2 separate regions of the Homo sapiens genome follow, and region 1 is linked to region 2. Evidence: chromatin loops called from intact Hi-C (ENCODE). Cell type or tissue: breast epithelium. All regions are shown on one strand. Each heading gives the region's core, and the rest is flanking DNA. Links, peaks and the distances in the headings are about the cores only.

Region 1 (8,881 bases), core at 882-8,881, 77 kb before region 2:
TGTAAGGTTTGTTCTATCAGTTAGGGTTCAATGAGCAGATGGAAAACATACTAATTTGAACAGGAAAAGCTTAACATAAACAATTATTAACTACAACCTGGGATTCTGCTAACAAGATGTTGACTAGTAAGAAGTAATGCAAGGAACTCTAGATCATACAGAAAGGCCAGATATAAGGAGTAACCACTATCCCTCAGACTGAGAAAACACCCATGAAGAAGATGAAACATCCATGAAAATAACCAGGTGGGGGACTGAGACCCTGACTTTGTTGGAGAAGACACAACTACAACTCACTAGATGGCAGAAAAGTCACTGTGGTGCCCTCTATGGTGCAGGAAAGCTGATCACAGGGAGGTAGCACACTGGCAACACTCCGCTACAAGACACCCCAAGGGGGTGCCAGAGGAAGCTGCTGGCCACCACACATCATAAAAGAAGGTCACCAGAGAGGACACACTCTGGAAGAGCCTTCCCAGAAACCACTGGAAAGCAGGAAGCAAAACTCTCTGCCTTCTGCAATGTTTCTCCAGCGCCCTCTACTGGAAAAGCTTAACATTGTACCAGCTGCAAAGGAAAAATATTCAAGAGGCCCAGATCCATTTTCACAGAGCAAGAAAAAGGGGTGAAGTTGAGAGGCCATAAATCAATAAATGGCATTTGTACTAGAGTCAAAAACATCTGGAAAATGTCAGATATTTATCCGGGAGAAAAACACTTGTTTATTCTCTGGCTAGAGGACCTTTTAGGCAACTAGGGCACCAAAAGTAAATATAAGGATTTTTATCAGGGCTTTTCTTACCCTATAATTTGCCAAGGGCAGACTCTAAGCATTTAAGCATCTACAATGCTAAGAACAACTCTCAACTTTCCTGTGAAATCTGTCACTTTCCCCTTCCAAGAAACACCTTACTTTCCACTGCACCCATTCTTTTCTACCTTCCTAAACACACACAGTCACACACTCATCACCAACACACATTGTTCCTGTGACTGGTCTCACACAAATGCTGTGACCTTCTGAAACTATGCCTTAAAATGACGACAAGAGGATCCCCACCTTTCCTCTTTTATCAAAAAGATTGCTCCTTCTGTAAAAATTTGTCCCATTTTGTGGTAAAATTCTCATATGGAAATCATCTCCTTGAGTCTTGATATTTTCTCACTGTCTCGAGTATTTAAACAAGGGTGCATTCTGTCTACCTAATGTCTGGCAGGTGAGTGAAAAGCCTGCCAACCAGCCCTGTCTAGGTAAAATAATGTGGCTCATTCCACCTGTTCTGCCCCAGAGCTATTGCCAAAACCATCTCATTACCACCACCAGCTGCCACTCCAAAGCTCATGAACGGTCTGAAGAATACAATGGTCCCTACCTGCCACGAACCAGAACTCTTTTGAGTCCATACAAGATGCTAAGAAAATCACAGCTGAAGAGGATCCTAGAGTAAACCAAGAGCCTTCCCTTCTTGAGAAAGTTTTCCCTCCCAAGGTCACACCCAGGAATGGGCAATGCAATTCAAAGGTAAGTAGATATGTGTTAGTGTTTACCTTTTCCAGAATACAGCCTATACCCATACTAACAAAGAGGTTTGAGAGGTATTATTTTTTATTTGTTTTAGGCAATAATTTGTAGCTCAGTATTTGAGTGCTCATACATGCTAAACTCTGCAGTGAATGAGTAAAAAGTCAAGTCCTACCTGCCAGGAATAGCTAGTCTCTGAAGCTTACCACTGCAGATTCTCATCTTTGGCCTCAAGAGGAAGGAGCAACCAAAACAGAGTAGTAAGAAGACAATACCCAGAGCTCAATCCAGTATGGGCCTTTTAAACTATTTGTTTCCCCAAAGACAAGGAGCCACCCCAGGGTCAAGTTTCTCACTGTTGCAGTCCATAATTCACAAGGAGAGAAGAGGCAAAGCCCTGAAATACAGAGCCCAAGGATGTCTCTTTTCAGTGGGAAAGAGTATGGGATGGCAGATGGGAGCCATTCTTTGTGTTATCATTGATGGGCCAGAGAGAACACAACACCAGTTACACTCATTGATAAGGATATACCCTTGGTATTTGATGCTAAACTAGAAGTCAGAGGTTAGGAAGTTTATTAGTTACCAACATTTGAAAAATGGAGATTTCACATAAAAATCTGAGTTTCTGGCCTTTCCAAAAAAAAAAAAAAAATAGGACTATCTGGTACCACAGAACCATTTTCCTGTGAGAAGACTTCGGCAGGAATGAAGAATTGGGGCATGGCTTTCCAATTTGCCACAGAACCCATGCAGGCTGCTTTACATGCCTGTGTGACCTGCCCAGCCCCTGCTGGTGTTTTAGTCATGTACTAAAGAACCATAAACCCCATAAGAGCAGGGCATGTCCGTTTTTATCTGTAAGCATATTTCAACACACTGCCTAGCATACAGTTCCCAGGAACTGTGCCTGCTAGGCGCTAGGGGCTCAAATCAAGTAAATGACTGCATGAACTCTACCAGACTTTCTGTCTACACTAGCTCGTTTCATTCTTAACATCATCTTGAAATATTTGCTTCCCATTTTACATGTGTGGTTCAGAGAATGAACTTCCAAAACCCACCTAGCTAGTAAATAACTATACAATTTCATCCCAAGTTTATGACACCAAAGCAAAGGAGTATGTAAAAGCAAGTAGAAACATAGAAAAAGAATACAGTAAAAGCAAGCAGAGAGAAATATAGAAAAAGAACTTCTAGTTTTTAAGAAAAGGCAATAGGCTGATTGCAAACACTCTGGTTTCCCACATAGTCTTTGTTCCATACTTATGGACAAAAAGGAGATATGTTATATGGTTATTGCATCTCTCTTCTGCAAAATTCTTAAGACATCTTGCATTATGAGAGCCAAAATCCACCTGCTAAATCTTCAATTAGGGTTAATTCTACTACAAGGATTAGTGACCATGCATCAACTAGGCAATTTGGAAGGAAAAGCTTTAAAGATGTAAAGATAACATGACTTCCATTTGAGTTCAAAGACAAAAAGAGAGGGTAGTCATTCCATTTAATGGAAAGCAGGAATCCTTAGCCAAGGGGCAGAGCAGAACAACCACTCAACAGTAAACACTCTTCTCCTAAGGCTACACACCAGCAGGTGGTAACTAAACAAATGACTGTTTAGGCTACTTAACACACAAAAGGTGCTATCATTCGGTTTGAAGAGGAATCAGGACAGCTCCCAGAAGAGGTCAAAAGTCTCGTAAAGCTCTAAAACTGTCTTTATCATATAAAGTTGTCCATCTATCCTAGTACACTGTTAGTGACACCCCAGCAGTGGGATAAAGAACTACAGGCTATTCTCTCTGGTCCCTTATGCTATCACGAGATGTAGTTTATTGAGATAAAGTTTTCCCTTTACATATTTATCTCCCTGGACCAGACTTATCAAATGTAGAAGCAGTGTCTTACTGCTTCTATCTCCAGCATGTCCTATAATGACTGTATACAACAGGCACTGTTATCTTCCCATCCTGAGACCTCATGGAAGATAATAAAGAATTCTTTTCCTGATCTATACACTTGAACGTGAATACCCACAGAAAGGTAAAAAACCAAATCACATACTGACATATGGATATATAACTAGATCACTTTGTATTAGAATTTATCAAAAAAATGATAGAAAATCAGAACTTAAACTAAAACACGGCAAGACCATGCCCACAACACAATCCCTCTAAGATGTGGCCACCACTGCTGCCCATGAAACAGGCTGAGCCTATAACTGCTCCTTGAACATCACTCTTGTGTGACTCGTGTGAGGATCTGGTCATCCAGATTCTGAATCAGCAGGCCTAAGGAGACTGCATTTCTAACAAGCTCCCAGGTGTTGCTGAAACTGCCAGTTTTTGGCCCACCCTTGAGAACAAAGGATCTAGGAGCACCAGTGGGAACCCATAACCACCTTTGTTCCTTGCAGTGGACACCACATTCCTTGAGTTAGCAGAGCTCTTGTCACAGAGGACAGAGCCTGATGCGGTGCCTTGAGATTGGAAATTCCCCCCCGATTTCCACCGCATTTTTTTTTTTTTTTTTTTTTTTTTGTGAGACAGGGTCTCACTCTGTCACCCAGGCTGGCTTGCAGTAAGATCATAGCTCACTGAAGCCTCCGCCTCCCAGGCTCAAGCAATCCTCCACCTCAGCCTCCCAAGTAGCTGGGACTACAGGTGCACAACACCACACCTGGCTAATTTTTTGTATTTTTTGTAGAGATGGGGTTTCCCCATGTTTCCCTGGCTGGTCTTGAACTCCTGGGCTTAAGTGATCCTCCCACCTTGGCCTCCCAAAGTGCTGGGATAACAGGTATGAGCCTCCATGCCTGGCCTAGATTGGAAATTCCTAAGGCACCCAGTGATCTTTGTCTTTTATTCCATTAAGCGTCTAACGGTCTATTAGCAATCAACCCTAAGAGGTAAGAATTGGTACAGGCAGAAAACTCTCTACCATAGCTTTTTTTGGATGTCATAGTTTTGGAGACCTAGACTGGTGTAACTCCAAGTGCCTAGGCTTTATTCTTAAAAGAAACAGGTGTGTGTTCCTATCCTTTTCTTTCAGATCACTCATTATCATTTCAAATCTCTCAAGGGCTTTCTAAATAACCCAGGCCGGAGATCCTAATATTTGGGGGCCACAGTGTTTAAGTAAAAGCTATAAACACTCTTCTCCCTCAAAATTCACGGATACTAAAGGTTTAACATTTTAGGTGTTTCATTGACTATATCCCAATCTCATTTATAAAAGGAAGCTCCCTCCCTGTCTTCCAGAAGACATACTTTAAAGACACAGGTTATCACTCATTCATAGCACTTTACACAAATCCTTTCTGACTAATACTTATGGAAGATACCAAGTACCGCTCTGGAAACTTCCCACAGATCATGAAACGCCTGCTAATAGGACCCATATTGTATCTATCACTAAGCAAGATGACAGATGAATAAAACCCCAAATGTCAAGACAAACCCACAACCTTGGGAACAATAAATAAATGCCATGACGAGCATTGCTCAAACCCATGTTCAGTTTGTAAATGGCATTTCCAAGTTAAACAAACATCTTGTTTTAAAAGCTGCTGCTCTGGTTAAAGAAGAGTCAAGAAAATCTTTTTCTTTTAAGTTATTTGGGTAAAGTATGTTTTTGTAAGCAAATTTACCTGAGTTCTCCAAAATTCAGATTGTAATTTTATGACAATATAGTTGTCTGTATAAGTTCAATAACAGTTTTTTAAACAATTGGAGACACTGGTTATTTTACCAAGACTGAAACTAAAATAGCCTATTTTTAGGTAAAGCTTCAGCAAAACCAACTTTAAAAGGAGTCTATATGGCCAGTCAAAAAATTTCTTGCTGCATTTTATATAAGTATTCATCAGGCAAGCATAATAAGGCTAAAACTAACCTTGCACATAAATTGGCCTTGCTATAATATTCTCTTTAATAAAAAAAGGTAGCTTAAAAACTGTTTCGAGGGTAAAACGTAACACTTAATACTAGATTTCAGCCCTAATTTTTTGAGTGCAGATTAAAGCATTATTTCTTGGCTACAATAATCCTCTAGAAAGTAGCAGATTATAATTTTTCTTCACATTTTTAGTTGGTGCCCTAATGGAAGAGGTTCCTTTTTCGGTTCTAACATACAAATTACTCTTATAACTGTCAAAATATAAATGTTTTACTTCCAAGAAAACAAAAATCATGGTATTCTGAAGACTAGAGATAAGGATCTCCCTCATTTGGCATCCCACTGGCCCCGGATCTGTTTCACTGCTAATGCTCTGTTGCTAAAACTATAGGAGCTACCCTGCTCTACGCCCAGGGACAAATGCAGAAAAGGTGGGTACGTAAGATTGTAAGGTCCGGTTTGAGGAATAAAATTAGGACAAGATCAAACCCTCCAAATCAAGAAGGGGGTACAAAAAATGCCTAAACAGCTGGTAAAACAAGTTCAGTTGCCTTCTAAACTATGATGTGTCACTTTTGCATCCACCCCAGCCATAAAAATTTTCTGCTTACTATAAAATTAAGGGAAAATATTTACTAACAGGATAAAATACTTTGTAACAAAGCCTCTTGGTTATAATACTCCCAATTATAAGTTGTGAAGATAAATATAGATATAGATATATAATATACATATTTTTAATTATTTTTCAGAACAATGCTTATGTTTTGTATAGCTAATTGCTGTAAGTCTAACAGAAACCAAGCTTACAGTAGCTTAACACAAAAAAGTTAAAAATAAGTCAGTCTTTTAACTTTGCCTTTTGGTTTTATTGTCAGTTTTTACTTAATAATTTTAAGAAGTAATGCATGCCTGTCCACATCCATTCCTATATGGCCTAGAACAATTAATTGGCTCTAAGTCTTTTGACTCTTAAAGCCCTCAGCCATAGGGAGTCCTGCGGAGGAAAAAATAACACTGCAGAATTATATGACTTCTCCTGTGACAAAAGCTTTTCTCTCCCAAATACTAGTATATGGTGCAATACAAAAGTGATGGGAAAAATAGATTTGTCTACTGTTAACAAGTCTATAACAATTTAAACACCAAGGACCAGGCACTTTTTGCATTTAATTTATACCCTCCTCAGGATACTATACCTATGGAGATAAATTGGCTGGAAAAGAAATTAAATTTATTAAATTCTAATTAAATGTTGGTCCCACAATTTTCAAGTAAGATATATCATAGAATTCAAATAACCCTTAATAAGGAGGGTAAACACATTGTAAGTCTAATCAAAGAATATAATGATGCACGCAGGGGTTTTTTTTTCTGGCTGATTGGGTTGTTTACTGCCCTCAGATTCTACCTATAGCCCTGGACGCCCACATCTTCACTATCTTTATGATATTTGTTACTATATTAACATTAGACATTCCTTGTAAATGTTATGCCAGATACAGCAGAAGGAAAGGCACAATTAAAGACCCAGATCATGATAGCTCAGAAAATAGATCTGATCCAGGATTGTTTTAGACTAAACCCTAGGCCTGACTCCATCTCACCTCTTAAAGAATTGGCTACTACCTCAGGTCAGAGCATGTCCTCTCCCCATTATCCAAATCGCTAATATTTAAAACTATTACCATCAAATCAGAGGAACAAGCCTTTCTAGCACCGTGGGACCTGGACAAATGACCAGATCAGACAACTCCAGGAATGAGCGTTCCTAGAGCCATGGGACCTGCTGCTGTTGGCCTTCTGTGGAATGATTTTTGGCTAAGAGTGGGGGACTGAGGACTAAGCTCTGATTTTTTATCTTGCCCAAATTCCTGTCTGAAAGGTCCTAATTTTATTCCTCAAACCGGACCTTACAATCTTACGTGCCCACCTTTTCTGCGTTTGTCCCTGGGCCTAGATTCTCACCAGATGGGTTTTATTTGATGCTGTATATAGTGACTTAACTTTCCACTCTGACTCTGGCATAACAAGCAAGAAAATAAAAAAGTTTTACCCCAAAATATATTTCCTTGCCATACCTTGAAATCGTCCTGCAAAGTCTCTTGTGGGAAAAATCCACATTCTATAGAGAATCCCCTTTCCGCTTTGTTTTCCTTCCTTCCTTCTTTCCCAGGAGATAATCAACTAAGAGCCAGGCATCCTTTTAGGTCAGATAAGCAACATTTTACAACCTGCTCTCTCTTTCTCTCTCTCTCTCTGAAGTCTGCTGAAAGATTCTTCGGCACAAGAAAACTTGGTCTCCACAATCCTTTACCTTAACCTGAATATTTCTTTCCATTAATCCCAGGTCTTTAGATAAACTCAACCAATTGTCAACCAGAAAATGTTTAAATTTACCTATAGCCTGGAAGTCCCCACTCTGAGTTGTCCTGCCTTTCTAAACCAAACCAATGCATTCCTTAAATGTATTTGATTGATGTCTCCTGCCTTCCTAAAATACATAAAACCAAGCTGTACCCCAACCACCTTCGGCACATGTTCTCAGGACCTCCCGAGGGCTGTGTCACGGGCCATGGTCACTCATACTTGGCTCGGAATAAATCTCTTCAAATATTTTACAGAGTTTGACTCTTTTTGTCAACACCCACATTTTCTTAAAAATCACATAAGAAAGAGTGGGGCTCTCAACTGTTATCCACAAAAAACTGCAGGACAAGGGGGTGGAGAAGCAGGAGAAGAAAACTAATTAAAAAGTAAATGGGGGAAAATTAGCTTGGAAAGGGCTTGCTGAACTGCTGACAGCGTGGAGTACTGAGGTGAAAAACAAATGCGAAAGAGATTTGGCAGAATCCAAAAAGAACACCATCAGAATGAGCAATGAGGCCACAGCTAACTGCCTGCTATAAGTCAGAGTGAGGAGTCAGTAACATACGTGAAGATAAAAAAGGAAGTTCCCTGGACAAGAGCGAGCACACAGACTAGAGCAAAGGAAAGAGGAGGGTGAGGAGGGGAGAAGGCTGATCCCTGCTACAGAAAGCAAAAAACAGCAGCAGCGTGCATACACATACACATACGCACTAAGGACAGAAAATCTAACCCAGTGTAATCTGAGGCCCTCTTAAGGAAAACAGAGAGGAGACCAAATGTAGATGGGGCACAATGGGCTGGCTAAGCCATCACAAATCAGCTCTTAATTACAGACTGAAGCCTTCCTGGTGTGTGGAGCAGATTTCCTGGCACTGGCGGGAGACATCCCCCCACCAACCCCAACAACTATTATTGGGCCATCCTGCTCCTTTCCATTAGTGCAGGAAACAAGGCAGAGACACCATCTTGTGTGCCTTTTATCTGAGCCATTTATGGCAGAGACAGGTCATTTCATTTGGTCGGGGTGGGGGATACATGGGAAAGAAAAACGGAGTGAATGTGCCCAAGGACACTACTCTGAAACTA
Region 2 (8,861 bases), core at 862-8,861:
GGGATGAGTGAGTGAGGTCCCATGGCAGTGGGCGGGTCCCATAGGGCATGAGTGAGGTCCCACGGCAGTAACCAGGTCCCATAGGGCATGAGTGAGTGAGGTCTCATGGCAGTGGGCGGGTCCCATAGGGCTTGAGTGAGTGAGGTCCCATGGCGGTGGGCGGGTCCCACAGGGCGTGAGTGAGGTCCCATGGCGGTGGGCGGGTCCCACAGGGCGTGAGTGAGGTCCCATGGCGGTAAGCGGGTCCCATAGGGCGTGAGTGAGGTCCCATGGCAGTGGGAGGCTCCCATAGGGCATGAGTGAGTGAGGTCCCAAGGTGGTGGGCGGGTCCCACAGTGGATGAGTGAGTGAGGTCCCATGGCGGTGAGTGGGTCCCACAGGGCATGGGTGAGTGAGGTCCCATGGCAGTGAGTGGGTCCCACAGGGCATGAGTGAGGTCCCATGGCAGTGGGAGGCTCCCATAGGGCGTGAGTGAGGTCCCATGGCGGTAAGCAGGTCCCATAGGGCGTGAGTGAGGTCCCATGGCAGTGAGTGGGTCCCACAGGGCATGAGTGAGTGAGGTCCCATGGCAGTGAGTGGGTCCCACAGGGCATGAGTGAGTGAGGTCCCATGGCAGTGGGCGGCTCCCATAGGGCGTGAGTGAGTGAGGTCCCATGGCGGTGAGTGGGTCCCACAGGGCATGGGTGAGTGAGGTCCCATGGCGGTGAGTGGGTCCCACAGGGCATGGGTGAGTGAGGTCCCATGGCGGTGAGTGGGTCCCACAGGGCATGGGTGAGTGAGGTCCCATGGCAGTGAGTGGGTCCCACAGGGCATGAGTGAGTGAGGTCCCATGGCAGTGGGCGGCTCCCATAGGGCGTGAGTGAGGTCCCATGGCGGTAAGCGGGTCCCATAGGGCGTGAGTGAGGTCCCATGGCAGTGAGTGGGTCCCACAGGGCGTGAGTGAGGTCCCATGGCGGTGAGTGGGATGTCACTCACTCACCTCTATGGGCTGCATAATTATGCAAAATGCAGGCATGCCCCAACCTTGAATCTTTCCAAACCTGGGACTGAGAAGGCCTAGAGGCAAGGGGAATCCAAGTGTACAGAACATGCAGGGGTGGGGTGCAGATTTGGCACCAGCCCAAGTCACAACAGCCTCAGATTCAGACTTCTGATCCTCTCTCCCAATGGAGTCCTGGAGCCTCACAGAGATCCAAACAATGGGATTGAAAGCAGAAGACATTCGTCACATAACTTTGAACATATATTCATTACCAGGCCACACCTATAATGTGCTATGTCTCCATATTTTTGTGACTCCTATTATTATCTTGTGAAAAGCATAACTGTATTCTATTATGTTTCCTTGTGTTAAAAAGCATCCAGGTCTTCAATGTAAATATTTAAAACTGTCTATGGTGTTTCTAACCCTATGTACTTTTTCACTTTTTAAATACACTGAAAGGCTCAAATTATGGAGGTAGCCACTCTTCTCTTAATCTCTGAGAGGCCCAACCTGCAGAGTGGCTGATGGAGCAAACCCAGCACAAGCGTGGTCCTCTATCTACCACAGGGGATGAGAGGAAATCTCCAGGCACTGGTGTCAGAAGAAGCAAGGGAGGGGGCCTCCCAATTATTAATAATATCTCCTTGCTTGGTGTCATGGCTGTCTTGCCTGCCCAGGGGCACCTATGGGCTGTGAATTAGACTGCTTCTGGGCATAGGGAGCAGAAACCAGGGGACAATTTACATGGAGAACTTCTCTGCTGGACACCAGGAGAGCCAGAGCTCAGGAAAATATAGCATCATGATCCAGAGGGTTTGCTTTTTAGTATTCCTCCTTCTGTCTCAATGGCCTTGCTGATAGGGGTAAACACACTACTATCAAGACGCTAGGAGGCCAGGGAAAGGGAACATTTACATCTAGCACCTAAGTGCTCAGCATTCTGCCAGGAGCCTCACAGTGCTGACATCTGACAGCCTCCCTGCCTGTTATCTGGTGATTCTCTTGGCCTCACCCCCACCCATTCTCACCCTCCAACCAGCTGACCCCTGTATACACCTGGCTTCCCTGCCTGCTGGCTTCACATTGGTTCAGCCAATCAGGCACCCAGTGGGGAACTGGAGGAAGGAAGAGAGAGGTCTGGGTATTTCTCTCTGGCTCCCTCTCTCACTGGGTGCCACATCTTTGGGTAACCTTCTTCCTTGACTATAGCTCCTTCTGGGCAGCTCCTCCTCCACTGTTCCAGGTCTCACTGCACTCCAGTAACTCTACTTCCTCCCCAGGCCCCTCAGCCTTAGAGGTGATAGGGCTTTTCCACTGCTGTTAGTGCCTTGGTGGATCCCTCAACCTCTATAATTATTCCTTTCATTAGGCTTCATTCAAACCATCTGAGGTGAATTGTTTCCTGCCAGGAGCTCTGATACCAACTCTCATTTTCAATGTAATTGCTTTCGCAATTGAGATGAAATGCACAGATGTGGGTCTATAAGCATGTGGGGGCATTTCCAAGAGTTTATTAACCTGGTATAAGTACTAGGTTAATAAAGAAGAGCTCACAAGGCTCATTCAACATCTGTGTGGCCTTGAACCCAACTCCAAATCCAACCAGATAACCGTGGCAATCCCAAGACATGGGTGTAGAGCCTCTAAATTCTGTCTGTAGTAGATGCACAGGGATTTTTTTTTTTTTACTCACCCTTGCTTTCTATCACATGCTTGCTAGTGGAAAAATCTCTGGGGGGCCTATAAAACATTTCAGCTTCTCTGGGGAGTAGAATCCACATGGAGGATAATGGTAATAGCTGCCTGTCACTGATCTTGTACATTGCACAACAGCCCTGTAAGGAAGCTTTCTTTATCTCCACCTAACAGATGAGCAAAAAGATTCACAGATGGATAAGCAACTTGCCTGGGCCTGACCTCACGGCTGTTCTTTCCTTCCCATTGCACTATTTCTTAAAAGAGGGAAATAGGATCCATGGTCTCCAAGTTACTCCTAAATTAAGCCTGGAGGGATAAAGCTCCCCAGGCAAATCATAAACACCAGGCTGGGCACGGTGGCTCACGGCTGTAATCCCAGCACTTTGGAAGGCCGAGGTGGGCAGATCACCTGAAGTCAGGAGTTCCAGACCAGCATGGCCAACATGGCGAAACCAAGCCTCTACTAAAAGTACAAAAACAAAAATTAGCTAGGTGTGGTGGCAGGCTCCTGTAATTCCAGCTACTCGGGAGGCTGAGGCAGGAGAATCACCTGAACCAGGGAGGCAGAGGTTGCGGTGAGCCGAGATCACACTACTGCACTCCAGCCTGGGTGACAGAGACTCTGTCTCAAAAAAAAAAAAAAAAAAAAACCTAAGAAAGAGAACTTAATTTCAAGGAACAACAGCTAGCTCAGAAAGTTCTCTACGATAGAAGTGAAAAACTGCATACAGTGTGTCCATGTGTATAACATGTATAGTATAATCTCATCGTGGATAATGTATGGATGTGTGATGTCTACAATGATTGTTTATGCACAAAACTTGTCAGCAATAGTTTTTTCTGGAAAGGTGAGAGAGCCATGCTCTCCTGCACAGTTTGAATTTTCTATCATAAGCATGAAACTTAATTTCTTATTTAAAGAATCAGAAAGGAAGAAGAGAGGGAAGAAGGTTAGTTTGTATGAACACTTAGACCAATGGTTCTCAACTTTCACTGCACACTGGAATCCCCTGGAACCAAGGGCAATCACCAGGGGAATCCTGAGATCTGCAGTTAATTAGTCTGGGGTATGGCCAGAGTGCTAGAATTCTTAAAACTCCCCCAGGTGATTCCAATGGGCAGCAAGGGTTGAGGACCACTGCATTATCAGTCAGGATAAAATTTAGACCAGAGGCGACAGAGCAGGTGTCTTAACTTTTGCATGCTCTGGACTCCCCCAGCAATCTGATGAAGCCCGTGGATGTTTCCTCAAAATAACATTTTTAAATGCATGAAATAAAACACCAAAGATTACAAGGCAAACAAATTAGATTTAGTTATCACAATATTTTTCCATTGTGATACGGTATGAGTGCTTCTTCATTAAGTTACACCAAGTAACAAGATCTAAAAATGGTTTTATTCTGTACCACCATTTTTAAGTAGTGATGAGTGTAAAAAATATTTAGAGATCTCTGCAACAACTGTAGTGCGATATGGATTTATTAATGACAAAGGTCAAGGTATTTCTAATATTACTTTGGTTTGTTCCCTATATTCACAATGGAAGAAAATGCCAAATTTCAGTTAGAACTCAGCGTCTATTTTTTTCCCATCCAAGCTTACGGACTGCCAGGCATAGACGTGGAAGGAGGAGGACAGGATGCCATCAGTGAACACAGTCATAGGACTTGCTCATCCCAACGCTGATTCTATTACCGGGTGTAAGACCTCAGACAGAAGGAAAGAGGACAACAAAACAAAAACAACTTCAATCACATGCTAATTTCCATTAGAGGCTGTTCCTTTTTTTTCTTTTCTTTTTTTTTTTTTTTATTAACTCTGTAAGGCTCCTTCAAGATACAAAAAAATGTACATTTCCTGATAACTACACTGTATATTTTAATTATGGCAATATTTTTCAAGTACAACTTCATGTGAAAAGATCTGTGTTTCTTCCACTAAAAAGATTCAACTGTGTTATCTGCCTCAAGACATCCATCACATGAATGCCAATATCTTAGGATTTAAAAGGGGGCTTTTTGAAACTTTCTAAGTATTTAATCAATAGGTTCCTTTTCATATAGAGCTACACTGCCTGCATAGACCGTGAACATGTTTTTTCTTTAATCTAAATTTGAAATAGCATTTACTATGTACTGAGCAGCTATTAGACTTCCGTTACAGCACTGGGTTCTTTTCCCAAATCACAGTATTCTAATGCTCACATCCATGCTGTACCATTATCCCATTTTACTAATAAAGAAACAAAATGACTAAGAACTTCAAAACAGTCTGATGGTACAAAATCACTCTCTCAGGAAAAAAGAAAGAGAGCGAGAGAGAGCAGGAACCCAAACTACATTAACATTCATGTTGAAATTCCAGTTATAAATTAAAAGGGTTTTTTTTTAACTAAACAATAAAATATTTTCTTCGAGTGGAAAGGGACCACCACACCCACTTATACTAGCAACAGACTAAGCTAAGAAACTCAAAGACCTACTTTTCTTCATAGCCATACTTTTCTAATGACTCCAGAGTGACTTTTTAAATTCCTTCCATTCATGAAGTAATACAACACTCCAATGAAATGCAGAAGAGAATGGCATCCTCAGACCCAGCATGCAGGCACATGGCTGCGGAAGAGCGGTGGCCAGTCCCCAGGGCTGAAAGAAACCCAGCTGCCAATGCCGGTACCCAGCGATCCAGGAAGCCCTGGTCTATGTAAAGCAGCAAACAGGTTAGGGAGGTTCCCCAGGCCCTCTCACATCCATTAGAAACAACAGCAGCATTATCTTCAAACAGTAAGGTTCTCATTCCATAACTACCAGAGAGCTTTTCAAATGAGCCTAATCAATTTTTTTTTTTTAAATAGGGTCCTGCTGTGTTGCACAGGCTGGAGTGCAGTGGTGCTATCATAGCTCACTGCAGCCTCAACCTCCTGGGCTCAAAAGACACTACCACCTCAGCCTCCCAAGTAACTAGCACTATAGGCTCATGACACCACACCTGGCTAATTTTTGTATTTTTTTTGTAGAGACGAGGTCTCACTATGTTGCCCAGGCTGGTCTGGAACTCCTGGGCTGAAGCAATCCTCCCACCTGGGCCTCCCAACATGATGGGATTACAGACATGAGCCACCGCACCTGGCCTACTCAAACGTTTTCATTCTCAATGTTCTCAAGACTCATTTCCTTTTACTTAATATATGCAATGGGGTAGGAGGTATACAATGGCATTATTTCTTAAATTTTTTGTCTCCTATGAAATTAAGGCATTTAATGGGGATGGGGAGGCTCATAATGAATGAGTTATTTCAACATCAGCCAAACACCACACTTAACTAAGAATGCCCAAAACTCTCCTTAAAGCAGAATAAAGACTGGAGTAAAGAACTCATGAGAGAGATCACAGAGAAAAGACCAGGCTAACCAAAATCAAGGACACCTTAAAAAACAGTCTAACAGTAAGTCTCAGCAATGCACATTTTGTTCTCATCTTTGTTTTCCAGCAGGGTGGAAATGTACAAGAGTGAGCGTGAAGAGATTGGGGGTTGGGGGAAGGTGTTAGGAAGGAGACAGAACTGGCATTTAGTAAGTCCTAGCAAGTTTAAGGGACTTTCATGTGTTTCATTAATTTTTCCCACAACCTCACCAGATAGATTAGCACCTCTTCAACTTTAAAATAAAACTGGAAATCAGAGAGGTTAAGCAACTTGCCCAGAGGCACACAGCTATAAAGAGCAGAGTCAGAATTAGAAGGCAGGTCAACCTGTCTCAGGGCCTCACTCTTTTTCCTGCCCCTCACTCCTCGGATCTTGTTAGTTATTTTCAGTTCAAATGTCAAGGCTCAGGAAAATTGCATCCCAGGTTCTCTTTTTTTGAGACGGAGTCTCGCTCTGTCGCCCAGGCTGGAGTGCAGTGGCACAACCTCGGCTCACTACAGGCTCCACCTCCTGAATTCAAGCAATTCTCCTGCCTCGGCCTCCCAAGTAGGTAGGACTACAGGGGCCTGCCACCATGCCCAGCTAATTTTTTGTATTTTTAGTAGAGATGGGGTTTCACCATGTTAGCCAGGATGGTCTCAATCTCCTGACTTCGTGATCTGCCTGCCTCAGCCTCCCAAAGTGCTGGGATTACAGGCGTGAGCCACCGCGCCCAGCCCGCATTCCAGGTTCTTTAAACACACACACACACACACACACACACACACAGAGAGAGAGACACACACACACCTTACTTTGGTTATAATTCCTTGGAAGGAAGGGGAAAACATCAATGCATATCCAAGAAGTCAGAGAGGAGGGGAAAAAAAGAGCAAACAGCCCAATTTTCCAAAAGACCAAGGTGGGGGTTGGGATGGATTCCAGAAAATGGAGACATTGGTGAGGATTCAAGTTCCACAAGTATTCAGCAAATGGTTTGTGATCACTTTTAAAAGGTGGTCTGCACAGCAGAATGAATTTAGAAAGAACCAAGCAGGCCAGCGTGACCTCATGCCTGTCCGTATTGGAGGAGACCCCTTGTTTGGTCAGAACACAGGGCATCTGTTTCCACAAGCCATAAGGCCCGTTTCCCACATCATGACATCATCACTCCAAAGGACTCACCCAGCAGCCGTCCAAGCCAGTACCTTCCAAAATGATTTTGGTCCCATAGCTCACCAGTCAAAAATGAGCATGCATCCCTAATATATATGACTTATTTTAAAATTAAAAACATGTACTACTGCCAACTTATAAATATGAGTACAGTTTAAGACCTTACTTTTTAGGGAAGAAAATATATATAAATTAAAGCTTTTACATTTTCTTCCCATTCCCCAAAGGATTATACTGAGCACCAAATGTTCGAACTTAGTGCGTGATATGGTTTGGATCTGTGTTCCTGCCTGAATCTCATGTAGAATTGTAATCCCCAGTGTTGGAGGTGGGGCCTGGTGGGAGCTAATTGGATCAGGGGGGCGGAGTTCTCATGAATGGGTTAGCACCATCCCCTAGGTGCTATTCTCCTGACAGTGAGTAAGTTATTGTGAGATATTGTTGTTTAAAAGCATGTAGCACCTCCCGCCTCTCTCTTCCTCCTGCTCTGGCCATGGGAAGTGCTGGCTTCCCTTCACCTTCTGCCATGATGGTGAGTTTCCTTGTACCTCCCCAGAAGCCGAGCAGATGGCCAGCATCATGCTTCCTCACAGCCTGTGAAACTGTAAGCCAATTAAACCTCTTTTCTTTATAAATTACCCAGTCTCAAGTATTTCTTTAGAGCAGTGCAAGAACAGACTAATCCAGTGACCTTGATGCCACACAGTGGTTGCTTGGAGCCCAGTGAGCTTCATCTTCAACCGGCATCCCTGACACACCTTGTCCTGGCCTCTACTCCCAAGGCTGATGGCCTGCTCTTCCTCCCTGAGCATCCCAGAATCACTTCTTTCCATTTCCTCCCCCAGCATAGCCTTTCCCTCCTAAATTCCCTCACCTCCCTGAACTTGTTACAATGTCTTCTTCTCCCCCACATCCCTATCTTCTCACTGTAATAATTACCCAGCAAAATCCTTACGTGGTAACAGAAAACTGTGCCTTCATTTCATAGTCTGCCTTCTCTTCTGCATTCAGGCGGTTCAATAGTACCAGAAAGATTAAATGAATACACAGTAACCACATAAACATTGTTACCAGGTTACTGCACACCCTCCTCTTCCACAGGTCTTCTAACACAGTAACTAGGATTTTTCTTGTCTTCAGCCAGCTCCATTTCCCTTTATCCTCAGCCAACCATTCCAGCCCAGCACCACCCTTCCACCCCTCTATTTCCAGGCGCCTGCCTGATGTTCCTCATCCATCCACTCAACCATTCCTTCATTCATTCCAACGCTTCCCAGGCATCCAGGATGCGCCGAGCGCGGTTTCAGCTCACAGTGAATCCTACATCCTAGGAAACAAGAACATGTCAGGAGTTGGGAAGATCATGAAAACAAAGCTCCCTGTTACAAAATAGGCAGCAAGCAGGGGCCAGAGATACAACCCACTTCACTCCCTGCCCACTTCTGCCCTCTCCAGTGCTTTCTCAAATTGAGATATTAATAAAATCCACAAAACACAGAATCAGTCTTTAACAGTAAACAAACTTAGCGGCATTGAGTATGTTCATCATGTTGTGTGACCATCACCTCTATCTAGTTCCAAAACATTTATATCACC

Evidence for each region. A loop is a pair of places that touch in the nucleus more often than their neighbours do. Peaks named below come from ENCODE experiments on the same cell type or tissue, not always from the same donor. Only the 100,000 strongest peaks of a DNase experiment are listed, where the experiment ranks them.
Region 1: it touches region 2 in a loop (15-fold over the local background); 2 of 110 quality-filtered maps call a loop at or near these places.

Annotation. Positions count from the first base shown.
Region 1 is chr2:134,220,265-134,229,145 of GRCh38, reverse strand. It overlaps a transcript of MGAT5 not described here. Among named protein-coding and RNA genes, the nearest start is that of MGAT5, 29 kb to the left of the region's middle. In breast epithelium, for the core only: no CTCF peak of the experiment used is centred there; no DNase peak of the experiment used is centred there.
Region 2 is chr2:134,143,232-134,152,092 of GRCh38, reverse strand. It overlaps a transcript of MGAT5 not described here. Among named protein-coding and RNA genes, the nearest start is that of MIR3679, 21 kb to the right of the region's middle. RefSeq lists an enhancer at 5,232-5,281. In breast epithelium, for the core only: no CTCF peak of the experiment used is centred there; a DNase peak (open chromatin) is centred at 5,372; H3K27ac peaks cover 627 bases.